2 separate regions of the Mus musculus genome follow, and region 1 is linked to region 2. Evidence: chromatin loops called from intact Hi-C (ENCODE). Cell type or tissue: heart. All regions are shown on one strand. Links, peaks and the distances in the headings refer to the core of each region. The heading gives the core; the rest is flanking DNA.

Region 1 (8,330 bases), core at 296-8,295, 170 kb before region 2:
TACCTAATTTCCATAGCTGTCTCAGTAGAACCTGCGGAGCTCTTTCTCTCCTGGACACTTTAGTGCAAAGCAAACCACTATAGTCTGGATTTTACTCCACTCCAGGACTGTGCTTAAGACCAAGGCATAAAAAAAAATCCGTAACTAAAGATTGAGTTAAAAGACCAAGTCAGGGGCTGGAGAGATGGCTCAGTGGTTAAGAGCACCGACTGCTCTTCCGAAGGTCCTTAGTTCAAATCCCAGCAACCACATGGTGGCTCACAACCATCTGTAATGAGATCTGACACCCTCTTCTAGTGCATCTGAAGACAGCTACAGTGTACTTAGATATAATAATAAATCTTAAAAAAAAAAAAAGAAAAGAAAAAAAAAGACCAAGTCAGCTAACGGTTCTGTAAAAACAATAACATCAGTGCTTTGGTCCCCAAACATATCAGCATCTATCAGTACCAAAAAGGAAGACACCAGCCTGCAAATACAGCTGCAGAGCACTACTCCTTGCCGCCTTCTTCCCTTCCCTGTGTGCTTCAGAGCTGGAGTTAGCTTTGCGATGACTCTGCCTAGTGGACTGGCCTAGGACTATCAACCTGTTCAAGAGACCTAGATATGCAAAGTTTCCTCACAGAAGACAACTTTACTTTTTGCTGGTAAAAAATGACACTGATGTAAATTCTATGAAATCAGTGCAATTGCCGGGCACAGACTTAGCATCAGAACAGCTAACAGTGAAGTATGAGAAACACTGGAGTGAGGGACCGTAGGGAGCTGACCGAGGTAAGAACTGCAGCTGGCGAGCTCCTGTAACCTGCCTCCTAGTCATGACTAGACCACTCGAAACACAGCAGAGGATGCTGCGGGTGACTCTTGCTTCTACAGACTAATGACAAACGCACACTAACAGAACAGCATGCTCACACACAAAGAACACATTGCTACAGTACAGCAAACACCCACAGCTCACCAGGAACCAAACCTCTCCCGCTGTGTTTTCTTGAAGGTTTTTAAGTTCTAGCATAGTCTTCACCAAGAAAAGTAACATGAGCTGAGACACAGACAGCAAGAGACAAAGGGAGCGGCTCTGTACCTCTTCAACTTCGTCTTCCTCATCCCAGTTCCTGTCAGTCAACTCCTTCTCCGCAACTCTCTTCGCCATTTTTGTGAACCTAGATGACAGGAAACAGAAATAAGATGTTTGCTTTTCTACACCAGAGTAACTGTTACAAATACATTTTTGTTGCAGTTTTCACTTATTGTGTAATAAAACCACAAAATAGAGACGTATAAGAAAAAGCAATTAACAGATTTTAAGCAAATGAGACTTAGAGGGTTTGGCTCAAAGGGAAGGAAACACAGTAAGAAATTCAGGAAAATATGAAGTTCGGGGAAGTTAATTTTACTTTTTTAATTAAAAATTTTTATTACAAGTAATTAAAAAAATCCTAGTCCAGCATAAAATGTGGTGAGCATACCCCTGGTGCTGATGGAAAAAAAGCGCTGTAGTGAGAGCTTCACCGCGGCCATGGGCCTCCAGCATCAAATCCTCAACACAGGGCTACAGAGCAGGCAAAGACACCTGAGGGACACCAGCCCTCTCTTTCAACAGGAAACCAACTCCATTCACAAAATTAAGACAAACATCTATATTTTTTTCCACTTACCTTGCCAAACATCTATTGATCTTGCAAGAGCTATAGTATTTAAGTAGTATATTGTACGTAAAGTCCTTATGTCAATGCAAATATCCTTGCCATAAGCATTCTTTTTTTTTTTTTAAGTATAGAATAGGGTTTATTCAGGACATGGGGAGGGGAGTCGAGAGGGTAGTAGAGGCAGAGAAAAGGAGAGAGAGAGAGAGAGAGAGAGAGAGAGAGAGAGAGGAAGAGAGGAAGAGAGGCTGGCCAGGAGCACATGGGAGGGGGGGAAGGGAAAGAGCAAGAGACAGCAAGAGAGCCATGAGCACTCTTAATATTTAAAATATAAAGATGATTCAGAAGTTTATTCTTGGGTAAGGATTTTAATAATGCCTGAGAAATACTTTTGCAACATGAGTAGTTTTCTCAAGGCTACAATTAATAGAAATGGCTCCCAATTAACAATTAATTGCCTGAATTAAGCAAATTAATTGTGCAAAGCTAAGACATTACAAATTTAAAAATTTAGGTGCTATGGATGTGGTTGCAACTGATAATATAAATTGCTTCAAATATACAGCATCAAGGCTGGAGAGATGACCGGACAGGCGAGAAAGCACACTGCTCTCGTGAAGTTAGTGTTGGATTCCGAATACCCAACAGCAGCTCCCAAGTACCTGTAACTCCAACTCTTGGGGTATCTAACTAACTTTTCTGGCTTCCACGGGTGAGCAAGCACAAATTAATAATAATAATAATAGCAGCAGCAGCAGTAGTAGTGGTAGTAACAAGAGCCAGGCAAGGTGGCATACACCTTTAACCCCAGGACTCAGGAGATAGAGGTAGGTGGATCTCTGTGAGTTTAAGGCCAGGCTAGTCTACAGAATAAGTTCTAGGACAGCCAGGGCTACACAGAGAAAACCTGTTTCCAGAAAAAAAATGCCTTGCCTTTTAGAAATAGCAATAACAGGGGCTAGGGAGATAATAGCCCAGCAGTTAAGAGCACACATTATTACTCTTGCAAAGGACCCAAGTCAGTTCCAGCACCCATGTCAGGCAGCTCATATTCCTGTTGGGAGTTACAGGGGATCTAGTGCCCTCTACTGTCCTGCACAGGCACTGTACACACACACAGAGAGAGAGAGAGAGAGAGAGAGAGACAGAGAGAGAGACAGAGAGAGAGACAGAGAGAGAGACAGAGAGAGAGACAGAGAGACAGAGAGAGAGACAGGAGCTTGGAGGGTTTTGTTCTAAGCACTGTTTCATCTCTTCAGAGCAGCTTTAGCAGCGAGGGTACTTGCCCAGGCTGGCAGTAGGTACTCCTTCCTGATACTTTCTCCATTCATTTACCCTCAGCACAACATCCCACCAGAGTAGGCCTGGAACAGTCATTAGATACAAACTTACCCATCGCTTAATGCTCTACAGCAGATTAGCAACTACAGAGTAAGTTTGAAATCATAAATTCCAAAGCCTTCCAATATCTGACGTGCAGGGCTCCAGCTTTCGAAACATTCCAACCTTTTACATTTTTCTCTTACAGGCACGTTTTCTGATTACAGAATGAATGATTTTAAAAATGAAGATTCTAAAATATACAGCATGAGTTTTAATAAATATCAGTAACTGGGAACCGTCTCTTTTTAACTCCTCTCCCAAACCGCTGCAAAATTAATCTTATCAGAAATAGCGTTCTTTACAGAACTGTTCACAGGTGAGGTCTCTGGATCCCTAGGGAAATTTTTCTAATCATTACCTAACATCACCACCAGAGGGCAAAAGAGGTAAGCAGTGACCCTGCTAGATTTACTGTTTTAAGATGTGGACAAAAGGAATAGTGGGAAACGCATTTAAACTGTCTAGCTCAGACTTGAAACTAAAGAGTACCTGACAGACTAAAACAAACGAATGCTGCCGCTGCCATTTCACACTTTACTCAGATGAGTCAGAGGCCAGGAATTCTAGTTTTGTTTCCTGATGACTCTAAAATGTCCCAAACCTACCTGGCTCATAGATCTGTTGTTGATTCAGTGGTCCGAGGCATTACTTATTTGAGAAAATACAAGATGCTATTGCTAGCTTCCAGGACAAGCTGAGCGAGCCTGGGCAATCGGGTTTGGCGAATGATTATCTGTGGGACAGAGGGACTGCTATGAAAACTAAGATGGCATAGCTTAGAAGAGTGCCTCAAACAGAGGAAGTGTCCTGTCAAAATAGTAACAAAAATAACCCCTATTTTTACTCCAAAACTCAAAAGCTGTAGAGGGAAAAGTAACTACTACTATAGGCTAAACTTTTAAAACACATTTCACCAACCCGGGTGATGGTAGAGGGAGGCTGAAGCAGGATGACAGTTTGAGGCCAGTCTAAGCCATAGAACAAGTTCAAGGCCAACATAGGAGATACATACTTTTTTTTTTAAAGCACCAAATACCTACTTATTTCACATTCCATAGTTAAACACAACTCTGCAAATTATCTGGAACAAGGCCTGGCACTTGAGACTTATCTGCCAGCTATTATTGTTGTTATTAAAGCTTTTCTGTTTTATTTTTCTTTTAAAGCGGTGGGGACAGGATCCAGGGTCTCGTACGTACTAGATAAGCTTCTACCAATATGTTACCGGGGAAATTTAATCCCTGTAATAAATGACTTACAACAGCTGCCCGGAAGACTTTGCCAAATGTCTGCGTTTGTGGGTAAAATGGCTCCACGAAATGCTTTTAAGATATGAAGCTAGGAAGTTGCCGGGGGACGGGGTGTGTGTGTGTGTTGACAGGGGATGGTGATGGTGTGTGTGTGTGTGTGTGTGTGTGTGTGTGAATTATTCACGATCGGGCCGCTTCCTGCGGTGTGCGCACCCGCACAACTCTGCGGTCAAGAGATGACTTTCACAGGAAAACACCAGGAGCCGATCGAGGTCACTATAACGCCCCGGAAAAGCCCAAACCTCAAAAGTGGCCCTGGACGAACCCGGGTGACCAACGGCCTGGAAACTCGGTGAGGGCACCGGGGGACCGAACAGCCGGGGAGACGACATGTAAGGGGCGAAGGCCAGCCAGGGTTGGGCCAGGGCGGCCCTGCCACCGCCGCCTACCTCCGCTGGGGCCGAGGCCCGCGCTCAGCCGAGCCTTCCACTGCCAGGCGGCTCGCCCGGCAGGCCCGGCCCGGTCCGGCTTCACAAACAGCCCGCCGCGTCGCCAAGGCGGCCGCCGCCCCGCCCTCCTGGCCTGCCCGGCCCTCACCTACCTTGACTGCCGCCGCCGATCACGCTGGAGTCCCGGCGCCGCGGCGAGCAGGGCCGAGGCGGCGGTCGCGGCCGCTGGGAGATTCCGGTGCGTCGAGCGCCTCCGGGAACTTCGTGATCAGCAGAACTCGGGAGCCGTGTGTCTCTGAGTCCGACACTGAGGACAAGAAGAGACATCCGCTCAGCCCGAAGCTGCTACAGAACGGTGAAGAGAGCGCCCGGGGCCGCCATCTTGTAACTCGAATGGACGCCTCCGAACCAATCGGAGGGAAAAGAGAGGGGGAGGGGGAAGAGGCAAGCGACGCCCGCATCCAGCTACTGCGCATGCGCGTCGGAGCCTCCGCCGCCGGCCCCTTCTCCTGAGGGCCACTTGGGTCGCGCGGCGCATGCGCAAGCCCGCCCTAGAAACAGTCGCCGGGAGGACCATTGGAGCTCGCGCGTGCGCACAGGGAGCGCGGGCAGCGGGCCGGGAGCCAAAGCCACTGTCAAACGCGGGTTAAGCACGTTGGTCACGTGTCGGCCGCCGTCCCAGTTTGAGGAGGTTCGCGCGCCAATCGCTGCCGAGACACTAGCGGGAGGCGTTGTGGTCAGTGACTTTGGAGGCCTCCGATGGTGTGGTGGGTGGCTGAGGAGACTGGCCGTGGATCTGGGGGGAGCACGAGGCGGGTGCAACGTGATTCTCACGTGGACGGGCCTTGGGGAGGGTGGATCTCAGTCTGCGGAGACTTGGAAGCTTGTGGTAGCTCTTCCCGACATGGGGCTGGAGAGCCCTGCGGGACGGACTCTAAAGGTCACCTGCCCCAATTGCTGCTTTATGATAGATGTCCACAGATTTCCTCGTTGGGAGCTGTAAATTTGCCCCAAGCTGCAGGACCAGCTAGGGCCCACAGGAGATGAAGTCCCCGGAGGGATTCAGCTGCGGGACGAACCGTATGCGTCCTGGACCAGGACTCGTGTTTTGTGTGCTTTTAGCTGACTACAGCACTCTAAAGCGGTTCAGTTGTTTAAGAAGGGATTCCGGTTGGTCTAATTCTTCTGCTTGAGTTTTAACGAGAATGTGAACCAGAATGTCAGACCCATCCTTAACCATCCGGAAACGGGTCTCAGAGAAACTAGCATTTCTAGAGCAATAGTTCCAAACTTTTGAGAGAGGACAAAGGGGGTTCCAAGGGAGAAGTCAAGTCCCTTATTTTCAGGGTGTTTCATCCATCGATCTGCAAGAACTGCAAAAGGAGACTAGCTGGCACGGTGGTAGAGTACTTGGCTAGCACGAGGAAAGCCCTAAATTCAGTTCCCCCAGATCCAGCAGAGTGAAAGAGAAAAAGCCAGATCGCATTTAATGCACACATTTGTTCTTGATTCAACTGACTGCCAATGAAGTGTCTTCTGAAAATTTGTGTTAAATACATGCAAGGTATTTTTCTTGTCATTCTCTACACATTTCAGCTATGTCGTTAACGTCATATTTAGTGCTATAAGTACTCCAGAGATAATTTAAGTATCTGAAGTCAGTCAGGTCATGGGCATTTTCAACTAAAGTCACAGTTACTGGAAGGCTGAGGCAAGAGGATCAGCCCAGGCCAGCCAGAGTAACAAGAAGATCCTCATTAATACAGACCAGACCCACAATCACAGCTATTCAGACAGTTGAGGCAGGAGAATCAAAACTTTAAGGCCTATTCTGGGCCACAGATAAAATTCAAATCTATGTTGAGCGTGCCTGAGCAACTTAGACCCTCTCCCAAAAATAAATAAAAATACAAAACTGGCTGGTCATAGTGGTGCTCATTTTAATCCCAGTACTTGATTAAATCCCAGTACAGAGGCAGATCTCTGAATTCCAGGCTAGCTTGATCTTCATAGTTCCAAGATGGCCAGCCTCACATATTGAGACCCTGTCTCAAAAGCAAACAAAAACACAACTACCAAAAAGCAACCAAATGAAGAACCAGAAAGGGTTGGGGGTGTTCAGTGGTAAAGTATCTGCCTAGCGCCTGTGAGGCCGTAGTACTGCAAAAGGAAACCTAAGTAAACTGGAAGTAGTAGTCCACACCTTTAATTCCACCACTCAGTACTGAGGAACAAAAACCTAGCTGCAAGCCGAATTCATTGGAGTGAGATGTCCGTGTGAAACCTGCCCGGAATTCTTTCAGGTTATAGGCAGTTTGGGTAATCTAGGAACTGGGACATGATTGCAAGTTCAAGGCCATGTTGAAGGATCAGGTGAGATCCTCTCTCCAACAGCAAAACCTGCAAGTAAAATACTTCATGTGAATACTGTGCCACTTAATATAAGAGCCTTGAGCAGACTGGAGTGACTCGGTGTTTAAAAGCACTTGTTCTTTCAGGGGATCCAGGTTCAGTTCTCAGAATTCACGTGACAGCTCACAACCCTCCATAACAGGATCCCGGACGTTAACACAACAGACTCCATTGATGGTGGTACCATTCAGGCCATGAAACTCAGCAAGCAGCACCACTTGGTAAAATGAAAACAATGACCACGGCCATCAAAGGCCATACATACTTCATAGTTTCTAAATGTAGTCACCCAGCTCAACTGAAGTATGTCAACCCAGATTGTTGTCCGTGCTTAACTCGCCCTGAGTAAGACTTTGGGCTACGCTGGGATTCTGAACACCCAGCAAGGTTACTGGTCAGCTAAGAGAGTTTGTATTGGCTTAAACTCATGTCTGAGCAGCAGTCTTATCTGATGGATACACAACACTGGAAGTTCAAAACATTCATATTCAAAAATTAAGATTTGAAAAAGAGAGAAATGACTTAACTCATCGTAAGATTTTGTATCTGCAGGTATTGTGGACATGCATAAGCATTAGGGAAACCCAACATACAGGGATGTGTCTTCAGGGCATCTCTTTTGTGTTCCATGTCCTGTGATTAAACTCTGGGAAACTACAACAGCCCAACCCAGACAGGATGATTAGATTGCCCAGATCCTTCAGTAATGAAGATATGGGTCTCCCTAACTCCAGGTAAAGAACCAAGACTCACTAATGTGCTTGCTGAGGGTGGAGGAAATACAGAATAGGTAGTACAGGAAGGCAGTTGTGAATACCAACGGTGGCCATGTGACCTTACAGAAAAGAGGTCTGTAACTGACGTTTTTGTCCTGTTAAAAACATGTTTGTGCATATAGAAAGCAGATACTGTGTTTTCTCCTATTTCTTTTTTTGGTTTTTTTTTTTTTTTTTTTTGAGACAGGGTTTCTCTGTGTAGCTCTGGCTGTCCTGGAACTCACTCTGTAGACCAGGCTGGCCTCGAACTCAGAAATCCGCCTTCCTCTGCCTCCCAAGTGCTGGGATTAAAGCCGTGGGCCACCACTGCCCGGCTTTTAATTTGTTTTGTTTTCTTGTTTTGTTTTTTTTGTTTGCCATTTCTTTATAATGAAATGTAGTATCTATTGAGATGTCAGTGGTTATGTCTCATAA
Region 2 (8,330 bases), core at 65-8,064:
AGTTTGGGGGGGAGGGGGACTATTTCACCATTTACTGCATTTTTCTCTCTGAGAACGTGTGGCTGGGTGGGGAGGTACTGTGTGACCCAGGAGCAGGCACAGGTGCTACTGAAGCTGTTAAGACAGGAAGTAGCCATGTGCTCACTCAACCTGGAGTTGGTCCAGCAGACCACGCCCGTCACAACAGAAAACTCCATCAGACAGTGGAGATCCAGGGAGATACTCGGAGGAACAGCAGTCCTCTTTGTGATATCCCAAGGTGCTCCCCTGGGGACGCATCCTGCTCCATCCACTCAGAGAACACTGCTTTATCACACCTCCCTAGCTGACAGGTACAGAAGCATGTGACAGCCACCTCACCACCTCAGGATGCTTCCCGATGGCTGTCATCACTAATTAGCTTAAAACAATACCCTGATTTACCTTACAGTCTAGAATAGGTGTGTGTGTGGGGTGGGGGAGGACCTGGAGGCTCTGGGATATTCTCTTTGTTTTTGCAGCTTTACAGACTCTTGCTTATATAACCCAAGGGGCTACCCTGGGCTCACCAAAGTGTCCCAGTTAGCTCCCATCTCAAGACGCTGCTCACATCTGCAAAATCCTTCCTGCCAGCCAGTTGCAGCCACAGGTACTGGGGAGGTTAGGATGTGACATCCACTGGGCATATTTTGTTTTCTACACATGCACTGCAGACCGTGAGAGCATTTGGATGGGTCTTATCCCAGCGTCTACAAGAGGACAAGAGGAATCCTGTCCTGGTAGCCCAGGAAGCACAGGGACAAACTTACATCCCCAACAGATTTCCCTTAAACTCTTCCCAGGGTGCCCAGCTCCTCGTGGACCTAAAATCAAACCTCGTGCGGGTCTCTCACACAAAGCAACTGAAGTGTCCAGCTCTTCCCGAGTGTGCTGTGGGTGGCCTGACCGCTTCAGCTTCTTTAGGATAAAACATCGCCTTGGATTTATGTCGGCCAGGTCTACTACCAGGGCATGAGACCCAAAGAGGGACAAACTCATGACCCAGAGGGTGGGGCACATAAGAACCTGGACTGGGGATGCTGTGATGGGATACTGGGGAAGGCTTCTGGGGGAGGGGCCCAAGATGCACGTGAATGAAGCTGGCCTGGTAAACAGGTAGGAAATGACAGATCCACCAAAGATCAAAGTCCCTCGAGCATGTCTCACTTGGAAGATGACAGGAAAGGCCCAAAGAGCAGGGAGCCAGAACTGAAGGGTGGCCGAAAAGCTCTTGTCCTCTGCCCAGGTACACATGGAGCAGCGGCCACTCCACCTCAGAGGGGACTTGAACCTTTATCTCTCCTGTAGGCAGGAGGCAGAGGCCTGGGGTAACCTCTTTGGACAGAGAGGGGTCCCACTGCTCAGGAGGGCAGAGTATCTCTCCTTTACTTACTATTGCAGGCTGACGCCAAACTGCTGGGTGGGCAGAGGCGGCCGAGGTGGCGGTGTCTTGGTGGGCGGGGGCGGTTGACCTTTGTGCAGGTTTTGCAGTTTCTCGTCATACCTATGGACACAACAGGAGAGTGTCACCTCACAGGGGGACAGCCTTTTAGCCATAGAAGTCATCTCCAAGTGCTATGTGGAGACTAAGCCCCATCCGCATCAATAGGAAACCCACATATTCTACCTCTGTAAGTTTCAGGCATCCCGGGGCAGGGCGCCGCATCCTCAGAGAGAAGTGAAGACCAGGCTCAGGAGCTTCACTGGAGCTGGCCTGCCTGGCACAGGCCTGAAGCCACGGAGTTTCTGCTCATTGACCCTGCGTTCCGGCTTGCCAGACACTCAGTGGGGCATTCAGCAGGAGCTGAATGAAACGCCCGCTAGCTGTCTTCCCGAATCCCCCGCGCCTGCCACTCCTAGAACATTTCATTCCACACACGGCTCACCAGCACACCAGGGAACCCCTTTCATATCCGGCTCAGAAGCAGAACGGCAAACCCGTGCCTGGATGTGTTTTTAATCAGTTTGTACTTGTACTGTATGCAGCCTTCGTGGTTTGCTCTCCCTCATGTATGTACGTGGATACCGGACCCCAGAGCCATGCGGGGCAGGGGCGGGGCGGGGCGGGGGCGGGGGCGGGCCCTCACCGCACTACTTCCGGGGGGATGAGCAGCTGGTCGCACTGAAGGTGTTCTCGGAGCTCACGCAGGTTGCTGCAGTAGGTGACTTTTTTCCCAAACTTGTGACTGAGGAAGGAGAAGCAAGAGAATAAAATGTTGAGGGGGCAGGTCTCTAATCCCAGCACTCAGAAAGCAGGGGCAAGTGGTTCTCTGTAAATTCAAGGCCAGCCAGGTCTACAGAGTTCCAGGACAGCCAGGCTGTTACCCAGACAAACCTCGTCTTGAACCTCCCCCTCCCCAAACAAACAAACAAACAAACAAAAGACAGAGCATGCACTGACACCCAGAATATGCCACAGGCCCTAGAGGCTCGCATGCATAAAATAATTATGCCTCTACTTTGAACTGGTTGTGAATTTACATACTGCACAAAGACAACTTAAGGGGGAAAGGACTTATTTCAGCTCAAAGTTCAAGCAACACTCCCATCATGGCAGTGATGTCAACGTAGGAGGTGCTCGAAGCAGCAGGTCATCTATGTCCAGGCCAGCAGACGATGCACACACGTATACCACTGCTCAGTTCCTTTCTCTCTTTATACAACCCAGGATCTGCTGCCAGGGGAATGGTCCCACCCACATGGTACAGGTCTTCCCGCTTCAATTAATAGGATAACTGCTCACAGACATGCCCAGAGACCCCTCTCCCATGTGATTCTCCATACTGCCAGGTTGACTTTGATACTGACCATAACTATGTGCCAGCTCAGAGGACCAGTGAGCCGAGCCTGCATGTCTGAAGTCACTATGGTCCGAGATGAGTAATTGTTTTGTGTTGGGCCATCTCCTCTCCCTGACAGACCAAAGGGCAGGGACCTTGGGAGACTCTCCAGGGATGCTTCAGGCCATGGGGAGACATGGCCTCTGCCAGCCTTTCTATTCTCTCCCAGGGGTCCAGGATAAGGCTGGTGATCTGCCAAGGCCTGGGTCCCACTGATACAGACTGTGAACTTGAACCATTGTAAGTAGACATTGCAATGATGAGAAAAGGCAAGTTCTGTGCTCAGCAGTGCCAGATTCTGCTGCAGTTAAAACAACCCATGTGTGCTCCACATTGTAGATAATATGAAATTAAGATTATCTAACTTACCGCTGCTCAAACAAAACAAGACCACAGGGGATCTGATAGATGGGACACCCCTGTGAGTGGAGTAGAATTCCGGGTCCAACCTAAAACAGTTCCCACACCCCAAGGGAGGTCAAGGCCTGTGCACTGGCTCCCTCTTGTGGACAAGAGTGGATCAGACCTGGGGGCCAGATTCCAGCCATGAGCAAGGGAGCCAGGGAGCCTTATCTGGGGAAAGAATGCAGGCCCTAGGCCCTGAGGAAAGGGTTGGGACAGGTCTTATGGGGCATCCTCACCTATCTGTTCAGATAACAGACAACTCGGGGACAGTTTTGCCTCTGCTCTGGGGACATTAAGGTTTCCTCTGGGGTATGAAGTGCTATTAATGGTTTTTTTTGTGTGTATGGACAGGAAGAGCCCACTGAGCCTACTAAGGACCTAGCTGTCCTGTGGAACTTTCTAGACAGTAACATCTGCTTCAGCACTCTGGGGACCTCCCATGTCACACCTGCCCACTCAGGAGCCACACACCACCTTTCTCTCTGTAGCTGTCTGACGATTGCTTTTAAGCCAGGCACCCGCTGGACCCTAGGATTAGCGAGGGTAAGTAGACATGACCCATCTGGCCTTTTACACTGGCGGAAGGGCCTTGAGCAGCTCAGTCAGGAATGCCAGCACAGGCATAGGGCAAGACTTGTGCCACACCCACAGCTGCTGGAAGAGTCGGGACAGTGCTCAGGATCCAAGTTCAAGTGTGTGTGAGTACACACTTCATCCTGTGTTCAGGTTTCATTCTGTCCTTAGATCCCAGTCCAGAGTCCTTCACAAGCTGTGTGACCTATGGAAGCTGTATGACCTCTCTGAGCACTGACCTCCCCTGTTTAGAGGTAGAGAAGGCATGGCTGAAAGACATAAGATGGTTTGGTGTATAACATAAGGTGACTTGATAATTCAACCCCCAAAGGAGAGTTAAAAATATTCTAGAACAAACCAGGCATGGTGGTGCATGCTACGTTCCATAGAACATGAGGGCTGTGGGGAAGGCACGTTGAACTATAGGCCAGGTGAAGTGTGGGATGGGACTTGAGGTGAGGTGAGGCAAGGTCGCAGCACTTTCCAGGAGCCACTGATGGAGTGTGTGCATGTGTGTGTGTGTGTGTGTGTGTGTGTGTGCTTCTGTGAATGCAAATGAACATACACACTGAATAGGAATGTGTAGCGTAAGCACACACATCAATGCAGGCAGACATTCAAGAACATGTACTGGTGGGGTCCTGGGGTCCTAGGTTATAGATGGGTGGTCCCCAGGCAGCTGTCAGGGACCCGGAGCAAAAGAAACAGCTTGAAATGGCACCAGCATACCCTCCATGGGGTCCAGGTCAGTGGGGAAGACCATGGGCGGGCAGGGCTGTGGCCCCCTTAATTCTTCTAGTTCTTAAAGGTGCCTGCGACCCTTTGTGTGGGACTCCTGCTTCCATCCTCGAAGCCAGCAGCACGGCCCCTTTAAGCTTCTTCCCCTACAGTGCTGGGAAAGGCTACTCTAAGGACCCCATTGTTCACCTCTCGCCTGGAGAACATTCCAAGTGTCTTCTGTTTGCAACTCCTCAGCTTAATCTTGTCGGCATAACTCCTGTGCTGTGGAACGTGACCGATTTGCAGGCTCTGGGACCTGAATGACCTTTAGGGTCGCTCATTGTCCAGTGAAGAGGGATCTGATACCAACAGTGTGACTGCGTCTGAGTGATGGAGACTCGAGAACTGAACCCTCAAGGAGGATAGGTAGGAGGTGGGGGATGCAGGAAGACTGGAGTTTTCCATGCACTTGGTGACTTGGTGGGCTGGGCTGCTGAAGTCAGAGGGGAGTGGGGAGAAAGGATGTGATGCCCGCCCTTGTCTCTGTCCTGCATTCTCACCTATACACAGGGCACAACATGAACGTTCCTTTTGGCTGTGGACTTTTGAGCCACTGTAGGTAGATATCAACAAATGGGAAGGGTCAGGAGGATATGACAGAAGAGGAGGAGGAGGCAGCAAAAGGTTTTGAGGGCCATGTGACCACTCACTATGTGTGTGCCCTCTCTTCCTGAGTCCTCCTGGCTGACCAGGAAGGATGCTGTCACTTCCTCTCTGAATACGTTCCCTCGCCTGAGTGTCCCTACCCGCCTGAATAAAGCTCACCCACTCACCATGTGGCTGGGTGCAGTTTGTGCCTGATGCTTGTGGCTAAATGGAGAGGAAATGAAGATGCCCCAGGGGTCCCCGAAGAGGCAGGTCTTACAGTCCCTTGTAGCAATTCCTGATACTGGCAGAGAAATCATTAGCCAATGAGAAAGAATCCTGACTTGGAAAGAGCTGACAGAAGTCCCCATGTGTATTAGTCAGGGTTCTCTAGAGTCACAGAACGTATGGATAGTCTCTAGATAATAAAGGAATTTATTGATGACTTACAGTCGGCAGCTCAATTCCCAACAATTGTTCAGTCGCAGCTGTGAATGGAAGTCCAAGGATCTAGCAGTTACTCAGTCTCACGCAGCAAGCAGGCGAAGGAGCAAGAGCAAGAGCTAGACTCCCTTCTTCCAATGTCCTTATATTGTCTCCAGCAAAAGGTGTAGCCCAGATTAAAGGTGTGTTCCACCACACCTTTAATCCCAGATGAAAGGCATAGCCCAGATTAAAGGTGTGTTCCTTAACTCGGAGATTCAATCTTCTGGAATCCATAGCCACTATGGCTCAAGATCTTCAAACCAAGATCCAGATAAGGATCTCCAAGCCTCCAGATAAGGGTCACTGGTGAGCCTTCCAATTCCGGATTGTAGTTCATTCCAAATATTGTCAAGTTGACAACCAGGAATAGCCACTACAATCCACCCCTTGTCAACTTGACACAAATAATATCTCATGTTCACATGAAACAATAACAAGGTTGTAAATACGCCTAACATGATATAACTATCCCTCGTACAATCGCAAACGCATTAGTAAATTTACAATGGGCATTCATATTACTTTATAATCCTCGTTTCTGCAACTGGTTACGTGGCCTTAATTGGTATTTATAACTACCTTCCTCTACTACCCATTCTGTATTTCCTTCACCTTCAGCCAGCACCTCAGCAGGTCTTGGCTCTTTTCCTGGAGGATTGACCCATACCTTCATTCCTGATGGGTCTGCGTCCTTTGTCATCCTGCTTGGATTAGGCTGTTGTAGTTTCCCATTGACTTTAATCACAGGACATGGTAGTACTAAGAGACGCCCTAAGGGATCTCCTGCACTCCAGACATAATCTTGCTTACCACCATTGTGAAGAGGTAATCCAATTTCCCCATGGTAATCTGGATCTATCACCCCTCCTAACACTGTTATTCCTTTTTTAGCCTGTTGGTTTAAGGGCATTAGAAGCCCAAAATGACCAGGGGGAAGTCTGAGCTTCCAGTTCAATGAAATGTTTGTTGTAGCTCCTGGTAGGAGCACTCCCCTCTCTGGAGCCAAAACTTCTAAGCCAGCAGAACCTAGAGTTATGGGGACAGGAAGCAAAAATTTTCCTAGAGGGTCACTAGGAGTGATAGTAAGTGGAACTATTCCGTTTTCCACCCCTTGATTCCTGGACCCATGAATCCTGGCTATGGGTGAAACTGTACCATATATCGAGCGCTGATTCAAAGCATATACTGCCTTCTGAAGAACTCTGCCCCAGCCTTCCAAGCTGTTACCACCTAATTGGCGCTGTAACTGCGTCTTCAAAAGGCCATTCCATCTTTCTATCAGCCCAGCTGCTTCAGGATGATGGGGAATGTGGTAAGACCAGTGAATTCCATGATCGTGAGCCCACTGTCGTACTTCTCTGGCTGTGAAATGAGTTCCTTGGTCAGAAGCAATACTGTGTGGAATACCATGACGATAGATGAGGCATTCTGTCAGTCCGTGAATGGTGGTTTTAGCAGAGGCATTACGTGCAGGAAAGGCAAATCCATAACCAGAATAAGTATCTACTCCAGTAAGAACAAAACGCTGTCCTTTCCACGAAGGAAGTGGTCCAATGTAGTCAACCTGCCACCAGGTTGCTGGCTGGTCACCTCGAGGAATGGTGCCATATCTGGGGCTCAGTGTTGGTTTCTGCTGTTGGCAGATCTGGCAATCAGCAGCAGCTGTAGCCAGGTCAGCCTTGGTGAGTGGAAGCCCATGTTGCTGAGCCCAAGCATAACCTCCATCTCGACCACCATGGCCACTTTGTTCATGTGCCCATTGAGCAATGACAGGGATGGCTGGGGAGAGAGGCTGACTGTCCACAGAACGGGTCATCTTATCCACTTGATTATTGAACTCCTCCTCGGCTGAAGTCACCTTTTGGTGAGCATTTACATGGGACACAAATATCTTCACATCCTTTGCCCATTTGGAGAGATCTATCCACATACTTCTTCCCCAGATGTCTTTCTCACCAATTTTCCAATTGTGATCTTTCCAAGTCCCTGACCATCCAGCCAATCCATTGGCTACAGCCCATGAGTCAGTGAATAATCGTACATCTGGCCATTTCTTCTTGCAAACAAACTGTAATACCATGTGTACTGCCCGAAGTTCTGCCCACTGTGAAGATTTCCCTTCACCTGTGTCTTTCAAGGTTGTCCCAGAAAGGGGTTGTAATGCTGCAGCTGTCCACTTCTGGGTGGTGCCTGCATAACGTGCAGAGCCATCAGTAAACCAGGCTCTAGTCTTCTCCTCTTCGGTCAGTTGATCATAGGGAACACCCCATGAGGCTATAGGTGCATGCTTGGCAGCAGATGGCATTGTAACAGGAATAGAAACCATAGGCATTTGAGCAACTTCTTCATGTAACTTGCTTGTGCCTTCAGGACCTGCTCTGGCCCGATCACGTATATACCACTTCCATTTGATAATAGACTGCTGCTGTGCGCGTCCCACTTTATGACTTGCAGGGTCTGATAGTACCCAGCTCATGATGGGTAGTTCAGGTCGCATAGTAACTTGGTGTCCTATTGTCAAACGTTCAGTTTCCACTAAGGCCCAATAGCAGGCCAAGAGCTGTTTTTCAAAGGGAGAATAGTTGTCTGCAGATGATGGTAGAGCTTTGCTCCAAAATCCCAAAGGTCTTTTCTGTGATTCAC

Evidence for each region. A loop is a pair of places that touch in the nucleus more often than their neighbours do. Peaks named below come from ENCODE experiments on the same cell type or tissue, not always from the same donor. Only the 100,000 strongest peaks of a DNase experiment are listed, where the experiment ranks them.
Region 1: a loop joins it to region 2, with 2.5 times the contacts of the local background. A loop is called at or near these places in 14 of 42 quality-filtered maps.

Annotation. Positions count from the first base shown.
Region 1 is chr15:84,920,201-84,928,530 of GRCm38, reverse strand. It overlaps Nup50 (nucleoporin 50), which reads right to left and starts at 5,103. Exons shown (of 8, transcript NM_016714.2): 1 at 4,881-5,103; 2 at 1,085-1,163. The coding sequence starts at 1,153. In heart, for the core only: CTCF peaks have their summits at 2,720 (motif pointing left) and 3,395 (motif pointing right); a DNase peak (open chromatin) is centred at 5,350; H3K4me3 peaks cover 3,842 bases; H3K27ac peaks cover 2,478 bases.
Region 2 is chr15:84,750,212-84,758,541 of GRCm38, reverse strand. Arhgap8 (Rho GTPase activating protein 8) reads right to left here. Exons shown (of 12, transcript NM_001164628.1): 6 at 2,106-2,204; 7 at 1,412-1,522. Among named protein-coding and RNA genes, the nearest start is that of Gm20556, 34 kb to the right of the region's middle. In heart, for the core only: a CTCF peak has its summit at 3,365 (motif pointing left); a DNase peak (open chromatin) is centred at 3,381; H3K4me3 peaks cover 959 bases; H3K27me3 peaks cover 2,088 bases.